Linked DNA regions of Mus musculus: regions 1 and 2 are each linked to region 3. The links are chromatin loops, found by intact Hi-C in ENCODE. Cell type or tissue: heart. All regions are shown on one strand.

What was found. Hi-C counts contacts between places; a loop is a spot of excess contacts. Peaks named below come from ENCODE experiments on the same cell type or tissue, not always from the same donor. Only the 100,000 strongest peaks of a DNase experiment are listed, where the experiment ranks them.
Region 1: a loop joins it to region 3, with 4 times the contacts of the local background. A loop is called at or near these places in 13 of 42 quality-filtered maps.
Region 2: it touches region 3 in a loop (2.5-fold over the local background); 9 of 42 quality-filtered maps call a loop at or near these places.

The regions. Positions count from the first base shown.
Region 1 is chr9:115,306,870-115,314,869 of GRCm38, reverse strand. It overlaps Stt3b (STT3, subunit of the oligosaccharyltransferase complex, homolog B (S. cerevisiae)), which reads left to right and starts at 4,402. Exons shown (of 16, transcript NM_024222.3): 1 at 4,402-5,118. The coding sequence starts at 4,814. In heart, a CTCF peak has its summit at 4,409; a DNase peak (open chromatin) is centred at 4,279; H3K4me3 peaks cover 5,155 bases; H3K27ac peaks cover 4,073 bases.
Region 2 is chr9:115,086,274-115,094,273 of GRCm38, reverse strand. All of the region lies in intron 3 of Osbpl10 (oxysterol binding protein-like 10), which reads right to left. Among named protein-coding and RNA genes, the nearest start is that of Gm4665, 96 kb to the left of the region's middle. In heart, CTCF peaks have their summits at 4,449 (motif pointing left) and 5,840 (motif pointing left); a DNase peak (open chromatin) is centred at 5,783; H3K4me3 peaks cover 497 bases; H3K27ac peaks cover 894 bases.
Region 3 is chr9:115,701,398-115,709,397 of GRCm38, reverse strand. No RefSeq gene overlaps it. Among named protein-coding and RNA genes, the nearest start is that of D330037F02Rik, 40 kb to the right of the region's middle. In heart, a CTCF peak has its summit at 4,940 (motif pointing right); a DNase peak (open chromatin) is centred at 767; H3K27ac peaks cover 1,490 bases.

The DNA.
Region 1 (8,000 bases), 390 kb after region 3:
GACTGAAGCAAAGGTGCCAACTTCCCTCTCATCCAGGATTACCACCACCCCGGGAGATCCTCCTCTGCTCGATACCCGATACCGCACTGTCCTTTCCTGTCTTTTTCCTGACAGCCATTCTTACTGGGGTGAAGTGGGAGGGGCTTTGATTTGCATTTCCCTGGCGTCAAGTGGGAGGAGCTTTGATTTGCATTTCCCTGGCGATTGGTGACCCTGAATATTCTCACAGACATATTAACTGCACGCATGCTTTCTTTTGAAGAATCCATTTAAGTCTATGGCCTCTAGAACCACGCGGTTAGAGCACAAAGGGAGACAATAAAGCATGTAGATTTGGTTGCTTTTCCGACGAACACGTCTGTGGAATGAGTGCCCCACGGGAAGTTCTTTGACACAGTAGGAATGGTTGGGGTGTTTCATCCTTGCTGGTTATTCAGACTGTTTCGAGGACTATGAGAGAAAAGCTATCTAGTAAGCTTGTCATTCTTTAATCTCACTATATCTGTTCGCCACAGCTGGGTAACAAATATCCCTCAGTCTTAGACGCTTAAGAATATAACTACTGTTTTGTAGGGGGTTTTTTTTTGTTTGTTTGTTTTTGTTGTTTGTTTGATTGTCTGTTTGTTTTGTTTTTCGAGACAGGGTTTCTCTGCATAGCCCTGGCTGTCCTGGAACTCACTCTGTAGACCAGGCCGGCCTCAAACTCAGAAATTTGCCTACCTTTGCCTCCCAAGTGCTGGGATTAAAGGTGTGTGCCACCATGCCCAGCTTGTTTGGTAGTTCTTAAGACTAGGAATCCTTGTGAAGCTATGGAAGGTCCACGGTTCTGGGTCTCTCAGGACTGCACTCATTTCATGACTGAAAACGGAAGTGCCTGCTTTCTGGATCACTACTGGGGCTGTTGACTGGCCTCAGGTCCTGTGAGTTGCTGGCTAGAGACAATAGTTCCCTGTCACACAGTGCTTCTTGTGTATACGTGTATGTACAGGTGTTGGGGGAAATGCAGGTTTTATTTGATGCAAGCGCTCTCTGGGAGGAGGAAACAGAAACATTCAGACAGGCTTGGGTCATGGGAGATTCTTGTCCTGATCATCAGGAAGTTGAGCTGCTTTACCATCTGCCTGCCTAAGGCAGTAGTGGTACTGACAGTACTAATAACCAACACAGAGTGACCGCTCCCCTTCGCACCAAGCACTGGGTCAAGTTCTTTCATGGGCTCATTCTTACTTTCTGAACAGAACCCTTCTAGGAAGGAACAGTCCATAAACACTGAAACATGAAGGTGAAGTGACTCACCAAACAGACCTGAGGAGAACGGAGTTAGGATGGTGCCTGGTGGTAGCTTTAGATCCATCTTACACCATGGTCTCCTAGCTGGAGATTTAAGCTGGGGCAAGCTTGTGATCAGGTTTTTCCCACTCTGCTTTGCTCTCTCCAGCCCTGGACACTTTTCCTGGTCTGACTTGGTCCTCTGTACCTTTGGTGCCAGACTTCTGCAAAGTAGTCTATGGTCTTTCCTTCCAGCTGTGTGAGTGCGATGTCCGATCCAACCACTAAACTTGCTAAGGAAACAGGCGAGATTCTGCTTACTAAGATGAAGGTTCACTTTTCAGCTCAACAAGGCTGTGACAGGCACTTAAGAACCAGGGAGTTCATGTATACGGTGGCTCACACACAGAAGCACCCTGAACAGACTAGAAGCCATTTTCTTTCTTTATCGAAAAGCTGTAAATCTGGAGCATGCGCTCTCCGACCATTTCTAAGGTCTGAGAGTAAACTTGAGGACTCTCGGATCATCTACAGATGTGCTCTTACTGATCGCCTCTCAAAACAAATATTACAGTCCCTGGAGTCTTCTTAAAGCACACACCGGATCACGTGACTCATCTTAAACACACTCTACATCCAACTTCAAATCCTCCCAACACTCTCAAGTTAAAGCAATGTACAGTGTCCCTCTCAGCATGACCTCTCCCAGTCCGCGCTACGATCCGATCTGCGTGGTGGCTGTACCAGTCTTTTCTTGAGTCCCTTGCGTTCCTCTTTCTAGCACTGCAGGGTCTTTCCTTCTCTTTCTTTTCTTCCTCTGAGCCATCCTTTCTGCGGTTCTGCTTCCTCGGGTAACGCTCCCATCCGGTTGTCCATCAGTCTTCCCTGGACTGCTCCTCCAGTGTTTGCCACAGTTTACACAGCAGGCGTACCTGGAGCTGACTGACGTGGGTGGGAGGACAGGACCACTGCTCTCCAGTTCCCCGCTAGAGTACGTCCTCATGCTTTCCCACGGGCTCCTTCTTTGTCCTTGTCCACATCATGACCCTGAGTTTCCTTATGTTTCTGAACCGTGTTCCGCAGTGTTCTCAGATAAACTCACTTTATATTAAGGAGCCACGCAAGTATGAAGACTTCAGTTTGAATTCCCAGAACCATAAAAGGCTGGCTATGACCGCAGGTGCCTATAATCCCAACGCCCTGAGGCAGTGGTTCTCAACCTTCCTAATGCTGTGACCCTTTAATACAACTCCTTGTGTTGTGGTGACCCCCGATTATAAAAATTATTTCTGTTGCTACATCATAAGTGCCATTTTGCTACTGTCATGAGTCACCATGGAAATACTTTTGGAGATAGAAGTTTGACACAAGGATCAAGACCCACAGGTTGAGACAGGAGGCTAACCTGGTGTGTCAAAAGGACCAACATCTGAGCATGTAATTTGACCTCCACATGCTATGCCTTAGTACATGTATGCCCACTCTCACACACAAAGATGAAGGGATGGTCCCACACAGGTGACTTGTGTTTTATAATTTATTGTTAATTGTTTCTACTCCCCTTCACATGGGGCCTCCCGCGATTAAACAGCCAAGAGGAAGAAGACAGAGAAACTCATCAGGGAACATCTGCAACACCAGAGACACCCAAAATGTCTAAAATGAGAGTCGTCAGATAAATTCTGTTATTTTAGATTAATAGAACATTGGCTCATGAAACATGGGCAAAAATAAACGCTGCCATTTTAATGTGCACTTTTCTGAGAAAGGCCATGTCACCTCTTTGTTCTAAGGGATTGGTTAATATTCCACTATGAATCTCATTAAAATTTACATGTTTAATAAATGTTGGATATTAAAATGGTGGTGAGGAGGTCTATTTATGGAAGCTGTTCATTTTCCCTGATGAGAGTCTATTTATTTTTATAAGGAAACCGGCAAAGTTAATCACCAGGTTGGGAGTGGCTGAGCCTATTAGTTAGGTACATTTGTTCATTTACCTAACCTTTGACAATGAGCAACGGAACATAATTTTATTTTGCAAATTTACAGGACTTAATCTTTACACACATTTTAAAGATTCTGGTGTTCCCTAACAAGATGGACAGTTGTGAATGTACACGAGAAACCAGTGAAATATTAGCCGGCCCTTGTTTCTACATTAACCTCTGTACCTGCCAAGAGGGCTTCTAACACTGCAATGACCCTCCGGATCTTTAGTTCTGACTTTTGTCCTTTTGGGGATGGGCGGAGCTAGTTGTGGAGGAAGGAGAAGGTACAAGCAAACTGCCCCAGACAAGGAAAAGTTCCTACGTTTCAGTTGGCTAGAGTGAAAATTGGGCAATAGCTAATACAGTCCAGGAAAAGTTAATTTGGTGACGGAACGTAGGCAGGTGTAAATAATGAATTCTTGCAGTCAAAAGATTGAGCTGCAAAAAAAAAAAAAAAAAAAAAAAGTCCTGGAGAACACAGCAAAAAGAATGTGACATTTATGTGTGTGTCCGCCTGGCTACATCTTACTGCAGCTCGGACGACATCTGCCCACTCCAAGTTTTCAGAGCAGCAGGGCGGGGACAGAGAATGTAGCGACCCAGCCACTCACTCTGGCACGTTCAGCACAGCGGCTGGACCCACGCGCCTAGGGCCCCGCACCGCGCCTGCGCGCCCCGTCACGTGGCGGGCGCCCCGCGCTGAGCGGGTTAAAAGTCACGGCCGCCGAGCACCCGGCCAAGCCGTGCTCTCTGTTCCTTCGGTCGACTGGGACGTGGGACCTTCTGCTGCTCGAGTCGGAATCCGCGCGGGGAAGCGAGCCGAACCTCCTGGTGCCCTTCCCCAGGGCCCCGAACGGGCTCGCGCGCGAAACCGCGTCTTTCAACTGACAATGAAATCGTAGCCACGGCCGGCGGCGAATAGGCGGGAGGCCGCGAGGCGGAGGGGGTGGAGGGCCATTCAGCCGAAGCCCCGCCCAAGGCCCCGCTCGCGCTCCTATTGGCGCACGCCGCCATTCCGGCCCCGCCCCTTAACGGACCTGTCGCTCTGTGACAGGCGGAGGGGCCAGTTCCTGTTGGGCGAGGGGGCGGAGTCAAAGGTTGCCTGAGCTCCGCCCGGACTCCAGGGGGCTCCTCCCCTTTTGTGCTCCTCGCGGCTGGGCGGGCGGGGGAATGTCATTGCCGCTCCGAGCCGCCGCTCCTCTGGCGCCCTCGTCCCGTCGGCTCTCGCCGCCACCGCCGCCTCCTCAGCCGCACGGGGGACACGGATGGCTAGTGGGGCGCAGGGGCCTTTTGGGTTGAGACCGCGACGGTCGCGGCCACTGTTGAGGCGGAGACTTCGGATCGCTGCCGCCTCCACCACCCCCAGTGTCCCGGCCTCGCGGTGCTGAGGGCGGGAGCGCGCCCAGCTCTTCCTCCGCCTCCGCCTCCTCCTCCTCCTCGTTGTCGTCGCCGTCGCCCTCCTCCTCCTCCTCTGGGTCTCCGCCCAGCACCCCTCGCTCCAGGCGGCGGCGGTGGCCGCGGAGGACGAGCGAGACCCGCCGCCGGGGCACAACATGGCGGAGCCCTCGGCCCCGGAGAGCAAGCACAAGTCGTCCCTCAACTCGTCCCCGTGGAGCGGCCTCATGGCTCTGGGGAACAGCCGCCACGGGCACCATGGGCCCGGAACCCAGAGCGCGTCCAGGGCGGCGGCGCCGAAGCCGGGGCCCCCCGCGGGGCTGTCCGGGGGCTTGTCGCAGCCGGCCGGGTGGCAGTCGTTGCTCTCCTTCACCATCCTCTTCCTGGCCTGGCTGGCCGGCTTCAGCTCGCGCCTCTTCGCCGTCATCCGCTTCGAGAGCATCATCCACGAGTTCGACCCGTGGTGAGTGTGCCCGCCCTTCCCCCGCAGGCAGCCCGCGGTCCCCGTTTGTCTGGAGCCCCTCGGATCCCACCCGGTCTCCCGCGGGCCGGGCCGGGCGCGCCCCCTGCCCGCTTGGCGAAGTTTGCCTGGGAGCGGAGCCTGGGTCCTCGGCCGCCGGGGTGGGCCGGCTCCGCGCGGCGCCTCTTCGCCGCCGCGCCCCGGCTTGCTCCGGGGGCCCCCTTCCCCACGCCCTCTCCGCCGCAGCTTTGCGCCTTGTTGCATTTTATTTCATTTCTCTCCTTCCTGCCATCGGAGCAGCCCCGGGATTGCCTTCTGGCTGCTGGTGGTGACTGGAACCCCTTGTCCGCTCAGCCTCGCAGTTTCATGCTTTCTTTCCGGGAGAGTGGAGTGTTAGAATGTAGGGGGGGAAAATATTATCCCGAAAGCGAGCGCAGTGGTAGCGCCTCGTGTTTTTCCAGCACCAGGTATTTTCCGGAGTGTCTCTTTCCCCCCTAAGGCCCTTAAGTGCTCTCAGCTCGCCACACTATTTGCACAGTTGTATTGCGTTGCTTTTTAGAGCGAGATCGTTTTTCTGTTAGCTGAACTCTCACCCTCGTTGTTGCTACAATATCCGACTGGGTTGCATGAGTTCTTTTATTGGTGTCTGCTGGAAGGTCTGTGGAGAAGAGAGCAAGCCGTACCACAGTGCTGAGAGTCTAGATTGTGGTGCCGAAGTTGCACGCTCTGCATGGCACTCACTGGTTTTAGGGACTTAACTTCGAACACTGAGTTACCTACACGGGAAGATTGCTTTTCACTTTCTTCCTCCTGGCCCAACCTGAGTTAAGTTTTTTGTTTTTTGTTTTTTGTTTTTTGTTTTTTTTTTCCCCCAGAGAGAGATTGAGAGCGAGCGCCAGCGCGCCTCTTTAAACTAGTTTATTCTTCAGGCTGCCCTATCAACCTTGAACTAATCTTACTTGTAATTAGACATAATTAAACGGTAGGGTATTTGTCTTACCATTTGAAATGCACAGAGAATCTTCTTAAGAGTTAGTACATATATAGGTTATAAATGAGTTTTTTGGGGGGGGCTTATGTGTTAAGTATCAGATTTAAGTTGTACTTTAAGAAAAATATTTATGCTGCAATATCTATTGAACACCAGAGGGGCCTACTCAAGGAAAACCTGTTTAGAGAAGCAGTGAGCTACAGTGATGGCCTGCTGTGAGGTGTTTTCGTCCTATTTTAAGAGGTTTCCATTTTTTTCTAACATTAGATTTGCTTTATAAATGACCATTATGTTATTTGGAACCAGAGGAGAAAATCATGTTGGTGGAGATTACATACGAACCTACGAATATTTGTGAAGTCTTAACTAACTAGATAGAGTATTCTTTGAAACAATCAATTAGATTAAAACTGAGATTGACTAGAAATGAAAGCCGCAGAATTTACTGAACAACATGAAAAGAGAAAGTTGTGTCTTTTCAGATGAAGATAGCACGGGGTGGAACAAAAACTGGAAATATTTCCAGGGTAATTGTACAGATACTTCCATGAAGTAACATTTTTTACAAATGGAAGGCTGGGAACTGTTAGGAGTGCACTCAGAAGCTGAAATTAATAATTACAGATAAATGCACAAATAAATGACAAGGCGATTTTAAAGTTTCTTTTTGTCATTTTCCCCTAGTAAAGCTGCACTTGAGGCGGCTTAGATTAGATGGCTTTAGGAATTGAAGAGCATAACTTTTTTTATTCATGAAAATCTATTTTGTTTCTATTCTGCTGTGTATGGAAACAGTTCTTTGACTTGAGTCTGCTCCACTTACATTTTAATTCACATTGCTGATCTGCAAGTGTCCACAGCTAAGGCCTACCTACTTAACTAAGCTCTCCCATCTACCAGCGGTAGTGTTAAATGTTTGTTTATTTTTGATGAAATGTTATGCTTGGAATGTTAGAGCATTCTAATTAGCAGATAGGTGTAGTAAAGGAATTTTCCCTGCCTGCACCCCATCGTGCATCGGGACTTGTCTGTGTGAATCTCATGGAATGCCTAACTCAAGAGACCTAATGAGAGAAATCAAGTTCAAACAAAAAGAATACTGTGCTCACTTTAGGTTTTCTTTTCATAGCTGTTACTAATAGGCATGCCATTCATTCTTCCATCTCATAATCATTCTTGAAAATTTTTTACAAGGGAGGTTGTATAGCTTGCCTGTCATTACTTTTGACTTTTAAAACAGTTTTCTCCAAAGCTAATAACAGCAGTCTCTCACACTAGTTTGGAAGTGGCTCAGATTACAGCGCAGTAATGACAGGAACCTTTAGTAATATTTAAATGTTCTCTCTGCCTGTTTCTACAAACCAATTCTGGCCTGCCCCATACCTCCTTCAGTCCCTCTTCCCCCTTCCATTTCTGTATCCTTTTTGTGAAAGGCTGTTGATGGTGAGTTGCTTCTGTAAATTTTATCTTGAATTGTGAGACTTCAGATAGCTGCCAAAGGTGAGTTGTCACCAAGTTACACCTGTTTTTAACTTTTTCCCTGAAGTTATAAATCTTACCAGCTGCTGTAAGAGGTAGGCTATGAGGTTATTGACTTAACTACCTTTTATTTAGATCATTTGGCAACGTTTGGGGTTATGATCTCACCTTTTGTGCCAGTGAGTTTCTCCCTCCTCAGCTGAGTTGGTGAGATTCCGGGCAGCAGTGGAAGTTATTCTGTAGGTACCAGACATTTGGTTGACCAACTAGTTTAACGAGCATGTGTCTAACGCATCCTTTTATCTGACACTGTATGTAGTCCTTGCATAGTTTTGCTGTGATTGTGAATGCATGTATGTTCCATTAACCAGACCTTTCCTGCTAGCTCTGACAGGTTGTGGTAGCTCTCCCTGTT
Region 2 (8,000 bases), 620 kb after region 3:
AGCTGAGCCTCTTCCTCTCTCTGCCACCAAGATTCATCTTTGTTGGTTCCAGATGACTTAGCAGTAGATTTCACTTTTATAACCCCCCCACCCAGCAAATCTTCTGAGAACTATCCCAATATACATTTTTCAGATGAAGGTTCAATACAGATATCACAAATAGAACAAAGCCTTGGAGGCTCATGATGGGGTGGTGTCTGGGACACACGTCACCTGTGGTACTGGGGACCAAACACAGGGTCTCATGCACGCTCAGGCAAGGGCTCACTCAACCGAGCATCCTTTCCCTGTCTTTACCCTGTGTTTTCTGACAGGGCTTCATTACGCTGTCCAGGCTGGCCCTGAACTCACTCATGTGTAGCCTAGGTAAGTGCTGAATATTCAATCCTCCTGCCTCAGCCCCACCGAGTAGCTGGGACCCCATGTCTGTTCCACTGAGCCAGGTTAGAATCATATCTTTTGTTTTAAGATAGAGTCTCATGTAGTCCAGGCTGGCCTCGGACTTGCTATGAAGCTGACCTTCCTGCCTATATCTTTGAAGCACACAGTTTAGCAGCGTTGGGGTGGGAGAGTCAACCAAAGGCAACAGATGCGTCCTCTGGACATGTGAACAGGGGAAGGGGAGGTTAAGCCCAGAGAGCTCGTGGTAGGTGGAACAGTGCAAGATTGTACCTCTGAGCAGGTACCGGAAGTCCACTGAGAAATTCTGTCTCTCCATGGTTTTTCCACTCTAAGTCCAAGGACTGAGTTAGGACACTTACAACAAAGCATCAATCCCCCTCTGTCAGAAAAACAAACAAACAAACAAAAAAACAAAAACAAAAACAAAAAAACAGGACCCAACCAAAGTCAGCATAATGTAGAGAAGTATTTATTCCGAAGCAAACAAAATGTAGACATAGCAACTGTTAGGATCTGAAAGAGCTCTCCTAATCTGTATATTTCACCACCCAGTGAGCAAATGCAATAAAGATCTTACTCCAAAGAATTTGAAACAGAGAAATAAACAGGTGGGCACAAACCAACGCAACATAATACCAGTCACAATATCCAATAGGTAGAGACCACTCAAGTGTCTATGGACCAATGAAGGGACAATAAACAAAATGTGGTACATCCATTCAATGGAATATTATGCAGCCATCAAAAATGATAGTGATAAATGCTATAGGGCTCTGAACCTAGTAATGTTGAACAAGACAGGCATAAAAGGCACAGGTTATAGGATTCCATTTCTACAAAGTAGACAAAATCAGTGAATCCAGAGTCAGAAAGTAGATGTGTGGTTTCCAGGGACTCCAGACAGGGAAAAAAAAACAAAAATGGAAAGTAACCACAGTAACAGGCACGGGACTATATGAAGGGGATGAAAGCTGCTTAGAGCTAGACAGACATAGTAGGCGCGTGGCACTGTACTAAATGTCACTGAAATGTCCCGTCTGGAATGGCTAATCCTGTTACTTGTATCTCATCTCATTTTAAGAAACCATGTGAGCTTATGCTGTGTGTGAGTTTGCCACGATCTGCTTGTGAGAGTCAGAGGACAACTTGCAGTTCTGTCCTTCTATGATGCGGGTCCCAAGGATCAAACCGAGGTTCTTAAGCCTGATAGTAGGTGCTGAGATATCGCACAAGGGCTTTCAAAAAAATACAGGATCGCATGTAGTCCAGGCTCAGACTCACTATGAAGATGAAGGTGATCATGAACAACTGACCTTGCCTCCACCTCCAAAGATGCTGATAATACAGGTGAGCTCGCCACACCCCGCTCCAAGGATTGATTCCTTAGCCTCCTCAATTCAATAATATAAGGTGCTGAGCCGGGTGAGTCTCACGGAGAATCCTAACATGGCCTGTCTACCTACTCCTCCCATCTCTGCCCAACTCATCCTGAAGGGCTCATCTTCACCTCGCAAGGTTTATGAAGAACAACAGAGACATTTCACAGAAAGGCAAGCCATATTTCTCCTCATGTAGTCAGGAACTATATACCCAGAGCTACCGGGCAAACACGCATCCTAAACCACCAATCAAAATCCAATTGAGTAAGAGGTCCCCCAACACAATAGTCATAAGTATTTGCATAAGCTATGCCAAATTAACATGGCTGTTACAAAGATGAGACCACTATGTCTTATGTACAGTGGTATTATTGTTGTTTTTATCTTATGTGTATGGTGGGTGTGAGCACACGCATACATGTGCACCACATGTATGCAGTACACACACAGGCCAGAAGAGAGTGTCGGATACCTTGGAACTGGAATTACAGACTGCTGTGAGCCACCATGTGGGTGCTCGGAATTGAAACTTGGTCCTCTGTTAGAGCAGCAAGTGCTTTTAACCACTGAGCCATCTCTCCAGTCCTTACTATGACTTTTTGAAACAGTGTCTCTCTATGTAGCCCTGGTTGTCCTGGAACTTGCTATACAGAACCAAGCTGGCCTCAAACTCAGAGCTCCACCTACCTCTGCCTCCCGAGTGCTGGAGGTAAAGGCCTGTGGCCCCACGCCTGGATGCTCGGATTACTTTTATAATAGAAACAGGTTGAGCAGTTGAACATCAGTTCAAAGCTATCATGGATTTTCCTGTGTATTAGAAAAACTGAACCTCAAGAAACAAGCATGGGGCTTGGATGAAGATGTTCTCTACTGTTTTACCACACCACAGCCTCACCACACCGCAGCCTCACCACACCATAGCCTCACCACACCACAGCCTCACCACACCACAGCCTCACCACACCACAGCCTCACCACACCACAGCCTCACCACACCACAGCCTCACCACACCACACCACAGCCTCGCCACACGGCAGCCTCACTACACCACAGCCTCACCACACCACAGCCTCACCACACCACAGCCTCACCACACCACACCACAGCCTCACCACACCACAGCCTCACCACACCACACCACAGCCTCGCCACACCACAGCCTCACTACACCACAGCCTCACCACACCACAGCCTCACCACGCCACAGCCTCACCATGCCACAGCCTGACCATGTCCCCACACCACAGCCTCACCACACCACAGCCTCACCACACCACAGCCTCACCACACCACAGCCTCACCACACCACAGCCTCACTACACCACAGCCTCACCACACCGCAGCCTCACCACACCACACCACAGCCTGACCATGTCACCACACCACAGCCTTACCACACCGCAGCCTCACCACACCACAGCCTCACCACACCACAGCCTCACCACACCGCAGCCTCACCACACCACACCACAGCCTGACCATGTCACCACACCACAGCCTTACCACACCACAGCCTCACCACACCACAGCCTCACCACACCGCAGCCTCACCACACCGCAGCCTCACCACACCACAGCCTCACCACACCACACCACAGCCTGACCATGTCACCACACCACAGCCTCACCACACCTCAGCCTCACCACACCACAGCCAGACCATATCACCACACCACAATCTGACCACAACAGCTTCACCACACCACAGCCTGTCATTGTCATCACACTACAACATCACTGCTTAACCAAACAACAGCCTTTTTCAGGTTCAATCTCATTTCTTTCTTTTTCTTTTCTTTTCTTTCTTTGAGAAAGAGAGGAGAGAGAGAGAGAGAGAGAGAGAGAGAGAGTGTCTCTCAGCCTATAGTCAGGCTATCCTGGAACTCACTATGTAGACCAGGCTGGCCTCAAACAGGTGGTGATCCCCCTGCTTCAGCCTCCTATCAAGGGATGACAAACGAGAGTCATCACTCTCAAGCTGACAGATAGACACACACACACACACACACACACACACACACACACACCCCACTGACATGAAAAAAAAATTAAGACCTATTCTGAGGAAAATATTTAAAAGTAATAAATCACAAATATAGAAATATAATCCAGAGCAGGGAGGGGGGCAGCATCGAGCTTCAAGCACTATAAAAAGCAATTTGAAATCCCTCCTCATGTAGATTAAAGTAAGTAGGAGACAGAACACCCCCTGCCACACGAGAGCACAGAGGTCGGCGGCAGCGCCCACGGGGACGCTCCAGCACCTTCCGCAGGTATTGCTGGCAATTATACCATGTGTCACGATTTATAATTAATGCTCTTAATGCTATGGAACCCATCGCCGACTAGTCTCTCTGAAAATATCAATTGACTTGCCAGGAAATGTCTCTGTGACATGCACAAGGGAAAATTCTCCACCCACTTTACAGGGTAGGAAACCGAGATAGTTGAAGAGGAGAAATGGCTTAAACCAGCAGTGAGCTGGGGTGACAGACACAGGCCACCACTCGCAGCAGCTGACAGATCCTCACAATTCAAGGCTAGCCTGGTCTATGCAGTGAGTTGGCCTTGACTATAAACTGGGATCTGGGGTTGGGGGACGGGGTGAGGACAGGATGCAACATGGACCAGCAGCTGGAATGAAAGCAAGCCTGAAGAACGCCATCTTGTGGTGTGAAATGGTAAGGCTACTGAGACCCCACATGCTTTACAGACAAGTTCAAGGCCAATAAAGAAGGGGAGGTGGGAAGACGTCACCTTTTTCTTTTTTCTTTTTTCGATAGGTCTCACTATACAGCCATGGCTAACCTGGAATCTGCTATGTAAACTGGGAACTTGGGATAATCCCGCTGTCTCTGTAGCCTGGCACCAAGAACGAGGCACTCACTACCACTTCTGGCTCATTCACATGTCCTAACTTGCGAACTTGACCTCCCCCACTGGCGTTTTTTTATCTAGGTGTTACACCACAGGGGTCACCCAAGCGCTAACCCCACAGCACGGGCTTCAAAACAGAAAAATCAAGGCAGGTGTCCAAAGTCTGTATAGAGAAAAAAAGTATAAAGTTATTTTTTTCTCAATTAAAATGTCAGCTCTCTAATAATATCCTTTTGTATTTCAAACACCAAAATCTAAAGAGGCTCTTCTTCAGGCAAAGTCCAGAAGTCCTGAGGTACAAAGGTTTCTTCCTCAGCCAGACAAGGGCAGGTAAGTTTAAGGTCAATGCCTCCTTAGCCCCACTCCCCAGTAGAGTCCCAACCTCAACAGTTACCTTAGGGGAGGACCACGGGCCAGAGAACCCGCAAGAGCTTCTGTCTGCATCTGACCTCAGAGGGATGAGGCAGGAGGAGGCCCGGCTGTTGGTTCTCACCACGGCAGAGTGGGTACACCCCATGAGGAGAGCCAGAAGGCCCAGAAGTCAATGCCCTGTCTGGGCAGGCACCAGGGGCCCAGGCTCACAGACCTTTCTCTCTGTGTGCCTTCTCCACAGCGCTGATGCGAAACAGAGTATAGAGTAGATAAAAACCCAGCAACAATGCAAGACATACATATGGCTCCTCTCAGATGGACGCAGAAGAGTCTCTGGCTGCAGATTCCAGAGTCTGCTAAGCAGCCGGATGGCGCAGGACCGCCACAAGAAAGCGCCAAGCCTCGAATGAGAACCTCTGGCGACTTTTATCTGCATCCCTCCCGGGCACATGATGGATAGACTGTCACACTTCTGGCAAAGAGAGCGGGGCTTTTCCCAAGAGCAGAATCTCAAGTACACAACAGCCTCCCCGCCCCCCCCCCCAGCTTGCTTCCCTGGTATGCGCTGAAACACCATTTCCCAGCAGCTGAGAGTTGGGGTGGGGGTGGGGTGGAAGGAAGCACAGACAAGTGGCTGCGGGTCTCACTTCTGCCCAAGCCAGAGGAACACGCTGAGGCTCAGTCCCTTTGCCTATAGACCTGCCAAACAGGGCTGTGGCCTGGATGGCTCTCCCTGCCTGGGAGCTCTCAGCAGGCTAGTTTGTGGTCATGTCTGGTTAGGGGTGGAGGTATGTGCTACCGCCATCTAGTGGGCACTAGCTACAGATGTTGCTGAATGCCTCACCAGGCTCAGGAGAGTCCAAGAGCATCCATGCCGAAGTGAGAAACCCATACCACCAGGGAGAAACCCTGATGAGGAGCAAGAACGCTTGTGAAAAGAGCTGAGAGTGAACCACCATTCCCTACAGAAGAACATGTTCTGTGCTTCTTGCACGTGCTACCTCCATTCAATAAGAGTTTCTCCTGACTTTAGGGCTGGGGAGGTCGTTCTCAGCTACGCAGAGAGTTTGAGGCTAGCCTGGGCTATCTGAGACCCTGTCTCAAACAAAACCAAACAAAACCTACAGTCAATATTAATGAGAATCCAAATGTCGAAGCGATGAAAACAAACAGATCTACTGATCTCTCTTCCTCAGGACACAACTCAGATGGGGAAGGACAGACGGACTGGCGTGTGTCTCACAGATCTGGCTCTGGGATTACAAACTCAACACTCTATTAACTTTACCCACGCCTTCCTTTGCTTGTGTGACTTACAAGAGATATATTATTTACAAAACTGCTTTCTGGGCTCAGAAAGGTCAGTTTCCTTCTACATCCCAGGAGGCAGACTGCACTCTAACTGGAGGTCACCCCAACTTCTGCCCATCTGGGGCCACTGTTTACACACTCATGGGGAGCCTCGTCTACCCTGCTTTGATGGATCAGGGACCTGGATTTAAAACATAGACCCTAGCCGAGTGTGGTGGCACACGCCTTTAATCCCAGCACTTGGGAGGCAGGGGCAGGTGGATTTCTGAGTTCAAGGCCAGCCTGGTCTACAGAGTGAGTTCCAGGACAGCCAGGGCTACACAGAGAAACCTAAAAAAACAAACAAAAACAAAAAAACAATAAAACATAGACCCTGAGATGGAGCGATGGCTCAGTGGGTAAGAGTACTTACTGCTCCTCAATAGGACCCACGTTCAATTCCCAGCACACACATCTAGTGGCTCAGAATCACCTGTAACTCCTGCTCCAGGGCATCCAGCACCCTCTCGGACCTCTGCCAGCAGGGCACTCATGTATATAACCGCCCCCCAACACACACACACTAAAGTCTATACCAAAGACTCCAGACATGACATCAGAATTCTACCTTCACTCTCTTATAGAAAATACAGGGTCTGTAGAGAGATGACCCAGTGATTAGACACTGGCGTTCTTCCAGAGGACCCAAGTTTGCTTCCCAGCACCCACATGGCAGCTCACCATCTATAACCGTGAGGCCCTAGGATCTAATACTAATACTCAGGCTAAGCCCTTCTGAGCACATAATCGCCACCACAGATTAGTCTGAAATCAAACGCATGCAGAATCCGGGTGCTTCTGGCCGTACTCACTGGGAGCTACAGTAGCAGCTCTCCATGCCGTGGTTCTGAACACACAGTGTGAGTGTTCCCACTGTTCACACCATCATGCCACGCAACGCCAGGGAGAGCCACCTGAAGCCCCTGGACTCAGACTTGAGAGTACTAAGATTGTGTAGCAGGTACGCTTTGACCATGGTGGTTTTACTGAAACACTGTAGCAAGTTTTCTGAGCTTACAAAATCATAACGGTGGTGTAAGCCACCATGGTGGCCCATGCTTTTTGATCCCAGTACTCAAGAGGTAGAGGCAGGCAGATCTCTGGGAAATTCAAGACCTTCCTGGTCTATGTAGCAAGTCCCAGGGCAGCTAAGGCTATATAATGAGACACTGTCCCAAAAATAGATAGATAGATAGATAGATAGATAGATAGATAGATAGATAGATAGATAGATAGATAAGAGAATACACTACCATAATAGCTTAATTATGGAAAACTAAGACTTCCAGTAGTTTCCTGACAGTGATGCTTGGCGTGTAAGCATCACTGCGTCTGTGGATTGTACAGTGTTGCAATGTTTGAGCTTAAAAATTACTATTTGACTTGCTGGTTTCCATTTCATTTTTTAAAAAAAATCATTAAATGAATTTGGGCTTGAGATGAGGACAGAACACCCAATAATTCCCGAAATGGCTCCAGATATACTTCTGCCTACCATACCACACACTTATGCAGAGTGACATCCTCAGTATTGAGGACTATAAAATCAAAAAAAAAATCAATCAACTCTGAAAACGATGAATCTGCAGTTTCAAATAGTCAGCCGAGTATAAATTATT
Region 3 (8,000 bases):
GACACGAGCAGAAAAAAATAGACAAGATCTGTCTCTCTGACTTTTGAATCGGGAACCAATTGAGAAACAGACGACAGAGTCAATGAGACAAAGGCTTAAAAATACAAATTTCACACTTGGTAGAGCGGATTAGACTCTTCCTCAGCCTGCATTCAACACAGACTTTGTGAATCCTGGGCTTTCCTCCTGGGTTCAATTGATAGTGACATGATTGAAGGCTGCGTGTCTCATGCAGTTCCTACTTTACCCGAGATTGTATTTTGTTCCGTTTTCTGCTTTTATCCTTTCCTAACACAAAGGTCTTCAGCCGTTACCCAAAACTTGGGGATGGGGTAGAGAGGAAGCAGGGTGAGTTTTCAATATCTTACTTGAGAGTTGTTGACCACATCTATGTAGAAAGTTACTTCTTCTCCCTTGGACAATGTACTTGGCTTGCCACTTATTTGAATGGAACCCAAACCCTGATGCCTCTTGTTAATTGGTAGGTACAGTTCTCCACTGACAGATGGGATATGCAAATGAATGTTTGCCAGGCCTTATATCAAAACCCAGGCTTGCAGAGATCTGCTCAGGAAACCAACCCATTATCTAGAGTGTCCAGCCCTGGAAGCCAGCCTATTTCAGACTTGCAGTCAAGTTGATTTCTAGTAAGCCAGACTGCTGTTTGGAGTAACGGTCTAGGAAACCAAACAACAGCCCATGACCACTGACCCCAAAGATCAGTCACTGACAGGTCCCTAAGTGCATCCAATCAGAGAAAGCCAAATGCACGCTGCTAACCAATCAGAGGGAGTGCCTCTCTTCCTAATGAACCACCCACAGCGTCTCTGTGCCAGATTTAGACAGCTCTCTTTCCTCCCCCCTTTCTCCCGTCCTGAGCATGCTCCAATCTGTAAGTGACTGCGGCTACGCCTTTGTCCATGCAGGCTGCTTTTGCTGTCCTCATTTGGTTGATTTCCATTTCCTTCCACAGTCCTGCAGGGAAGAGGCCCTCGGGTTTGTGTATATTTCCCTGCAGAATGTTACTTGGTTTTATATATATCCTAAGAATTCTATTTTAACACCCCTCTTGCTAATGCTCCTCATGTGGTCATGGGATCATCGTGACTTGCTTACTAGTTTGCATGTTAATGAGCTGGCTGGATGGTGGGCATGCATTCACTCTAAATCTGTATAGGACTTAGCCATTTGCCTTTTTGGAGATTACACATTGAAAAGAGACAGAAACAGAATGCCAGATACCATCTAAGGAGAGATCCAAATTTTCATTTCATTAAAAGCTATGTTATGAGAGGAAATTGAAAACCTGCAAGACCTACCAGATGTGGTCAAAACTGTAAAACAGATACATCATAATTATTTGTTGAAGGGATTTACCAAACTGTCTCACATTATTATACAACACGAAACAGCACAGTGCTGAGTCTTCCAACTTGAAATTTATATTAAGTCATGTTGGTCTGTACCCAAGCCTTCAAATAATATGTAAACATTGATGTTTCTCTCTCAAGGGTGTGGACCAGAGGGGAGTACTACCTCTGACCTGCAACCATCACAAGGCTGCACAGCTGGGTTCTGTGCCCACACTGAGTAGTGCTCTGTCCCCATTACGGTGCAGAGGAGGAAGAACCCCGAAAGAAGGTAACCACAGTCCTGAGAATGGACAGAGGTCTATGGTACAATGAAGTTCACAGTCTCAAGGCAAAGGAGAGAAGATGGGTGACTTGTAAAGTGCACAAGTATCTGAACATGAGTTTGATACCCAGCACCCAGTTAGAAGATGGGAGTAGTGGGCACAGTCTTGTAATCCCAGCATAGGAGAGACAAAGCCAGGCAGATCTTGGTCTGGCCAGTCAGCCTTTCGGAATCGATAAGCCTCAGGGTCCCAGAGAGAGACACTATCTCAGAAACGGAGGCTCATGGGAATGACAGCAGTGTTGGCCTCTAATCCCCACAGGCACCAAACACGTGCCCACACCCACGTATACACAAAGGTCCATGTTGGGAGTGGCTCAGCAGTGGGCAGAGATGCATTTCTAAGTTCTGTGGATCTCCCCACAGTGCAGTCTTCAGAGCGTATCAGAACCATTAGGCACAAGCCTCACTGTGTACCAGTCCCTATAAGAACTAACAGTGAAAGTTAATAATCTCCTGCATGCCAACCCCAGGGCCCATGGAAGTCAGGGACCATGTGTATTATTAATGTAACAAATAAATCTTCTGAAAATCTTGTGATATGACCAAAACTGGCAAAAATAAAGCTGAAGTCTCACATCACTGAGGTACCTACATACACCGATTGCTGACCGGAATAAATGTTCACCAAGCACTAACACCTTGTATACTAGGTGACTCATTAAGCTGAGATGTCACTGTCATGTAGACAGTTTAAAGTTTTTATATAGCTATTTAGCTTTGGAGAGTATATGTATATGTATATGTATATGTATATGTATATGTATATGTATATGTATATGTATATGTATATGTATATGTATATGTATATGTATATGTATATGTATATGTATATGTATATGTATCAATATCAAGCTCCTGCCCTGGGCCACAGCAGAGCATCTAAATCATATGGGAGTCACAACACCCAAGACCAAACTAAGGCTTTGAAAACAGCTAACTCACCAGGCATGGTGGCCCACTCCTTTGATCCCAGTACTTGGGAGGCAGAGGCAGGCAGATGTCTGTGAGTTTGAGATCAGCCTACAGAGTGAGTTCCAGGACATCCAGACCTACACCAAGAAACTTTGTCTCAGAAAACGGAAATTTACTAATAATTAATAATTAAATAATAAACAATAGCTAAGTCTCCACGCACACCAACTTTTAGGAAAAACCAATCAGAAAGGGTTTGCGTTCTGATCCGCATAACAGGAAGCACCCCTTGTGCTGACTTTTAGAAGAGCAGTAAGTGCCAGAGAGCAGACGTTGTCAACACTGCTTTTAAAATTACTGTTACATTTCCTCCAACAACTTTCCAAGATCCACCTGTTCTGTCATACCCATCAGAGCACATATTCTTTCTCAAATCACAAAGGAGAGGCAGTTGTTGTGGGTTTCGTCCTGTGATAGATCACGGTTAACTGATATGTGGAAGAGGTGGATAGCATCTGTGCTCACTGTTTCCTGTGCAGCTCAGCAGACATCGGTGTCCAGTCACACAGCCACATGCCGAGGAGCTTCCAGTGCCAGAAGGAAAAAGTACTTCCTTTCTTTTCTTTTCTTTTTTTCTTTTCTTCTCTTTTATTTTCCGGGTTTTCACGTCAGGGTTTCTCTGTGTAGCCCTGGCTGTCCTGGAACTCACTTTGTAGACCAGACTAACCTTGAACTCAGAAATCCTCCTGTCTCTGCCTCCCAAGTGCTGGGATTAAAGGCATGTGCCTCCTCTGCCCAGCCAGGAAAGTATTTCAATCGACAATGGAGTCATTGTTTTCTCTCAGCGTGAGACTTTGGGTCTAATACATGAAGCTTTAAATCACTTGCTTTCAGAGTACTCTGGTTTCTGTGTATTCCTGTGAGTGTACACGTGCGTGTTTGTATGTGTATCAGAAGACAAACTTGGGTGTCTCCTCTGGTCCCTTCCAGCTTGTTCTGAAGGTACCATTCACACATTTCCCTTTGAAATAGATTCTCCTGCTGGCTTGGAGCTCATCAACTTGGAGAGTCTAGACTATCAGTGAGCAAGTCCCAGGGAGCTGTGTCTCCGTGCATCTCCCCGGAGCTCCCTGCATCTCCGAGACTATCATGTTTACATGGGTTCTGCGGATCTAACTCTCGCTCTTGTGCTTATACAGCAGACTCTTTACTGACCAAGCCACCACCTCTCCTGCCCCATATCTTCTATTTCAAAATGTTACTCTTGTGTCCATAGTTATTTTCATTCATCACTTAAGTGTACTACCGTAAAATATTTTTTCTTAACATGTGACCTTTCTTTATACATGTGTCAGAGTCATTAGTGCTAGCTCCCTAGCAGTCATGCATGATGCTTGACAGTTATTTTCCTAACTTGTTATAAGGCGGTAGAAATTGGGCGTGCTGGCATTGCCTCTTGTCTCTCCACATCCCAGCAATGACAGAGACCAGCACTATTCCAGTTGGATGAACACCCAAGATGCTCTAGTCTGGGTTAGACTGATGTTCCTAACCAGCTTGCCCATACATTAGTGATCAGGAGAGGGGAGGCCGGTTGGTCTAGGATGGCCTCTAGTATCCAGGTGAGTGTTGCCTGGATCAATGAGCAGGTGGGCCACACATCTTCCACCCTCCAATAATGTCAAAGCAAGAGCAAAGAGAAGTCCCCAAGACCTCTGTGTGTATATGTTGTATGTTTTCATGTGTGTGTGTGTATATGTGTGTGTGAACCAGAAGTCAACCTTAGCTGTTGCTCCTCAGGTACCATCGCAGTCTCTTTTCTTGGAGACAGGGTCTCTTAACTGCCTGGAATTTGCCAGGGAGGCCAGGGTTGGCAGCCAGCGAGTCCCAGGGAGCTGCCTTGTCTCGACCCCTCCAGCCCTGGGGTTGCAAGCACGTGCTACCACAATTGACATGTTTTACACAGGTCAGGAACATGTTTTACACAGGTCAGGAACATGTTTTACACAGGTCAGGGACATGTTTTACACAGGTCAGGGACATGTTTTACACAGGTCAGGAGATTGTGCTCACACTCTTCTCGTGGGACAAACACTTCACAGGTTGACGTCTTCCAATCTCTCCCAGCGCCTTTCCATGGGATCGACATTAGCTTGGCTTCCCTTCCTCCATATTCTATTCAGGGCAATACTGCAGCTGGTTGTTTCTAAGCAGCAAACCAACTCGTGATAATCGTTTCAAGTAACACTTCACTGTCAAACAACAATCACGTTCTGCTAACTAATCGGGCATTTGGTCAGGTCTGGACGGGAACAGTTCGCCTGTACTCCACTAGATGGCATCTCCACAGCCCAGGCAGGGGCAGATGAGCCTCCTTACAGCCTGGATTCCAACAGCAAGCATCCCAAGAGCTGGGAAACAGCTGGCTGCTGGTACCCATTCACTGTACTATATCCTTGACTGGATACAGCAGTCCACCACATCGATAAGAGGGATGAACCCCAATTCTAGTGTACGCCATTGCCTGTAGTACCCAACCCTGTGTATATTGGGTTTTTTTTCTATACATATTTACCAATGAGAGCATTTAATTAGACACAGATTGACACCAGCAATAAATAGCAATAAAATAAAACATTTATAATAGCATTCTGTGATGATGCTATGTGAATGCGGTCTTTTTCTTACCCTTCTCCTGAAACAGTCAAGACAAGAGTAATATGTTCAGATCACTGTTAGCCACGAATGATTGAAGTGGCAAAGGTATCTAGGGCAGGGGGCGGGGCATCTCTCAACAGAGTGTTGAAGGATTGAACTGCAGTCTTCAGACTCTACCTTTGAGGGGTGGAGCGATGATGTCACCTGTGAACACCAGTGGTTCTTTGCCCGAAAGAGGGCTTCTGTTGTCCTCGAAATCAATCTACTGCAGTGTGAGCAGGAGCCAAGTGAGGGCCAGTCTCATTCAGGATTTCGTCTGCTTCTTTTAACTAGCACAGAGCTTTGCCCTAGTCTTCTGTTGGCTACTGTCCATAGAGAGAGAGATTTGGTTGCTGCCTGGCTACAGGAGGTACCCTCTTCAGGTTCCATATCCCCAATGCTATGAGTCATGGCTAAGGTCACCCCCCATTGATTCTTGGGCTCATCTCTTATCCCAGATCTCTGTCTTGCCCTGGAGATGCTTCCCACCCCCACCCCTGTCAGTGGCAGATTTCCATCCATTCTCATGATCTTCTCATGGTCATCTCTCCTGTCTCACCCCACACCTGATCTCAACCCCCCATCCCCCTTCCCATTCCCTCTCCCACACTGTTCCCTCTTTCCATCTGCCTCTTATGACTATTTTATCCCCCTTCTAAGTGAGTTTCCAGCATCCTTATTTGAGTCTTCCTTTTTGTTTAGCTTCCTTGGGTCTGTGAAGTATAGCATGGGTATCCTGTACTTTATGGCTAATGTCCACTTATAAGTAAAGTACATACTATTGATGTCCTTTAGGGTCTGGTTCACCTCACTCAGGATGATATTCTCAAGTTCCATCCAGTGGAGCTATAGGGACACAACCCATCCACAAAACTTTCAACCCCAAATTTAATCTAGTTACAAGAAATGCAGGAACAAAGGATGGAGCAGAGGTTGAAGTGGTCAACCAATAACAGGCCCAACTTGAGACCTATCTTAAGAGCAAGCACCAATCCCTGACACTATTAATGATACTCTGTTGTGCTTGTAGACAGGAATCTAGCACAGCTGTCCACTGAGAGGCTCCACCCAGCAGCTGACTCAGACAGATGCACACACAGCCAAACAGTGGATGGAGCTTGGAGACTCTTAGGGGAGAATAGGAGGAAGGATTGCAGCCTCTACGGAGATAGGAACTCCACAGGAAGACCAACAGAGTCAATTAACCTGGACCCTTGGGGCTCTTAGAGACTGAACCACCAACCAAAGAACATAGACAGGCTGGACCTAGGCCTCCCCATACATATGCAGCATATATGCAGCTTGGTATTCATGTGGGTCTCAAACAACTGGAGCAGGAGCTATCTAAAAAACTGCTGCCTGTCTGTGGGATATGTTCTTCTAGCTGGGCTGCCTTGTCTGGCCTCAGTGGGAGAGGATGCACCTAGCCTCACAGAGACTTGATGTGCCAGGGTGGGGGAATACACAGGGGGACCCCCACCCACTCAGAGGAGGAGGGGAGGGGGCATGGGAGAAGGATTGTGAGAGAGGGTGACTGGGAGGGGGCCATGAGAGAGATATAAAGTGAATATGTTTAAACAAAGATAAATTTGGAAATACTGCTCTCCATATTTAGGTGTGTGGAGGATTTTTACCTGGAAAGCTTTTGTGCATCCCTCTTTTATTCAGAAATAGATGCCGGCACTCCAGCTCCCCTCAAAAGACGGAAATGATGCTTTATTGACGGAATGACTATTAGAAGACAACAGAACACACACAATCATCCTTTTCCACTGGACGGGATGAGCACAGCCATTTCTCACCCAGAAAATACAGCGAAGTCCTCCGCCGCAGCTCTGCATGTAAACTCTCACTCACGGGAGCTGCACCATTGATTACACGTGAGGGAACAGTAAGCCCCATTCCCTGCCCCTCACCCCCACTGAGTTTTATTCAAGTTGTTCTCTCAAAGCCTCGGGACCAATATTAAATATCCTGGGGGTGGGGTGGTTTAACCAATCACAATTTCCTATCGGTGTTCTCCGGGCCCATTTATAGATGCTCAAACATGTTCCATAGGCTGCAACTTTGCTTGGGGGGGGGGAGAAACTGAAAGTATCATGTGTCATTCTGTCCTTAGGCCCCTGTTTATTGAAACAGACTCGTGCAGCCCAGACTGGCCTCAAATTCATAGTGTAGCCAAGGATGACCTTGAACTCCTGATTTTCTGGCCTCCAGTTCGACAATGCTGGGAACGTGGGCCCATGTCTTACTGCTCAGCTCTGGTGGTCTCTGCTCTTGTAGGATTCTCAGTTTCTCTCAGCTGGGACTCTAACCTTCATCCCAGGAAAGAGGACCTGGCCCTGTAAAAGAACTGAAGTAAACCATCTATGTATCCACCCAGTAGGTTTTGCTGAGCATAGTCAAGTTCACACCAGCCACCGTCTGGAGAGGCTGCTGCGGTTATCCACTGCAGCAGTGGCCCACTTAGGCTGGCCTCAGGGTGATGTGCTTTGCATATATTTACAGTTGGAACTGTAGCTGGCAACAAGAAACAGAAAAGCATCTAGACAGCCCTCTTAAAGAAAAGAAAATCTAGAAGCAAGAAGACCTCACATCCCATGACACAACTAGGATCCTGTTGTGCCCTGTTTCTTTGTGTCCTGTTGTGGGGTTTATCTTGATGCTTGTCACTGTGACCCCCTTTCCAAGTG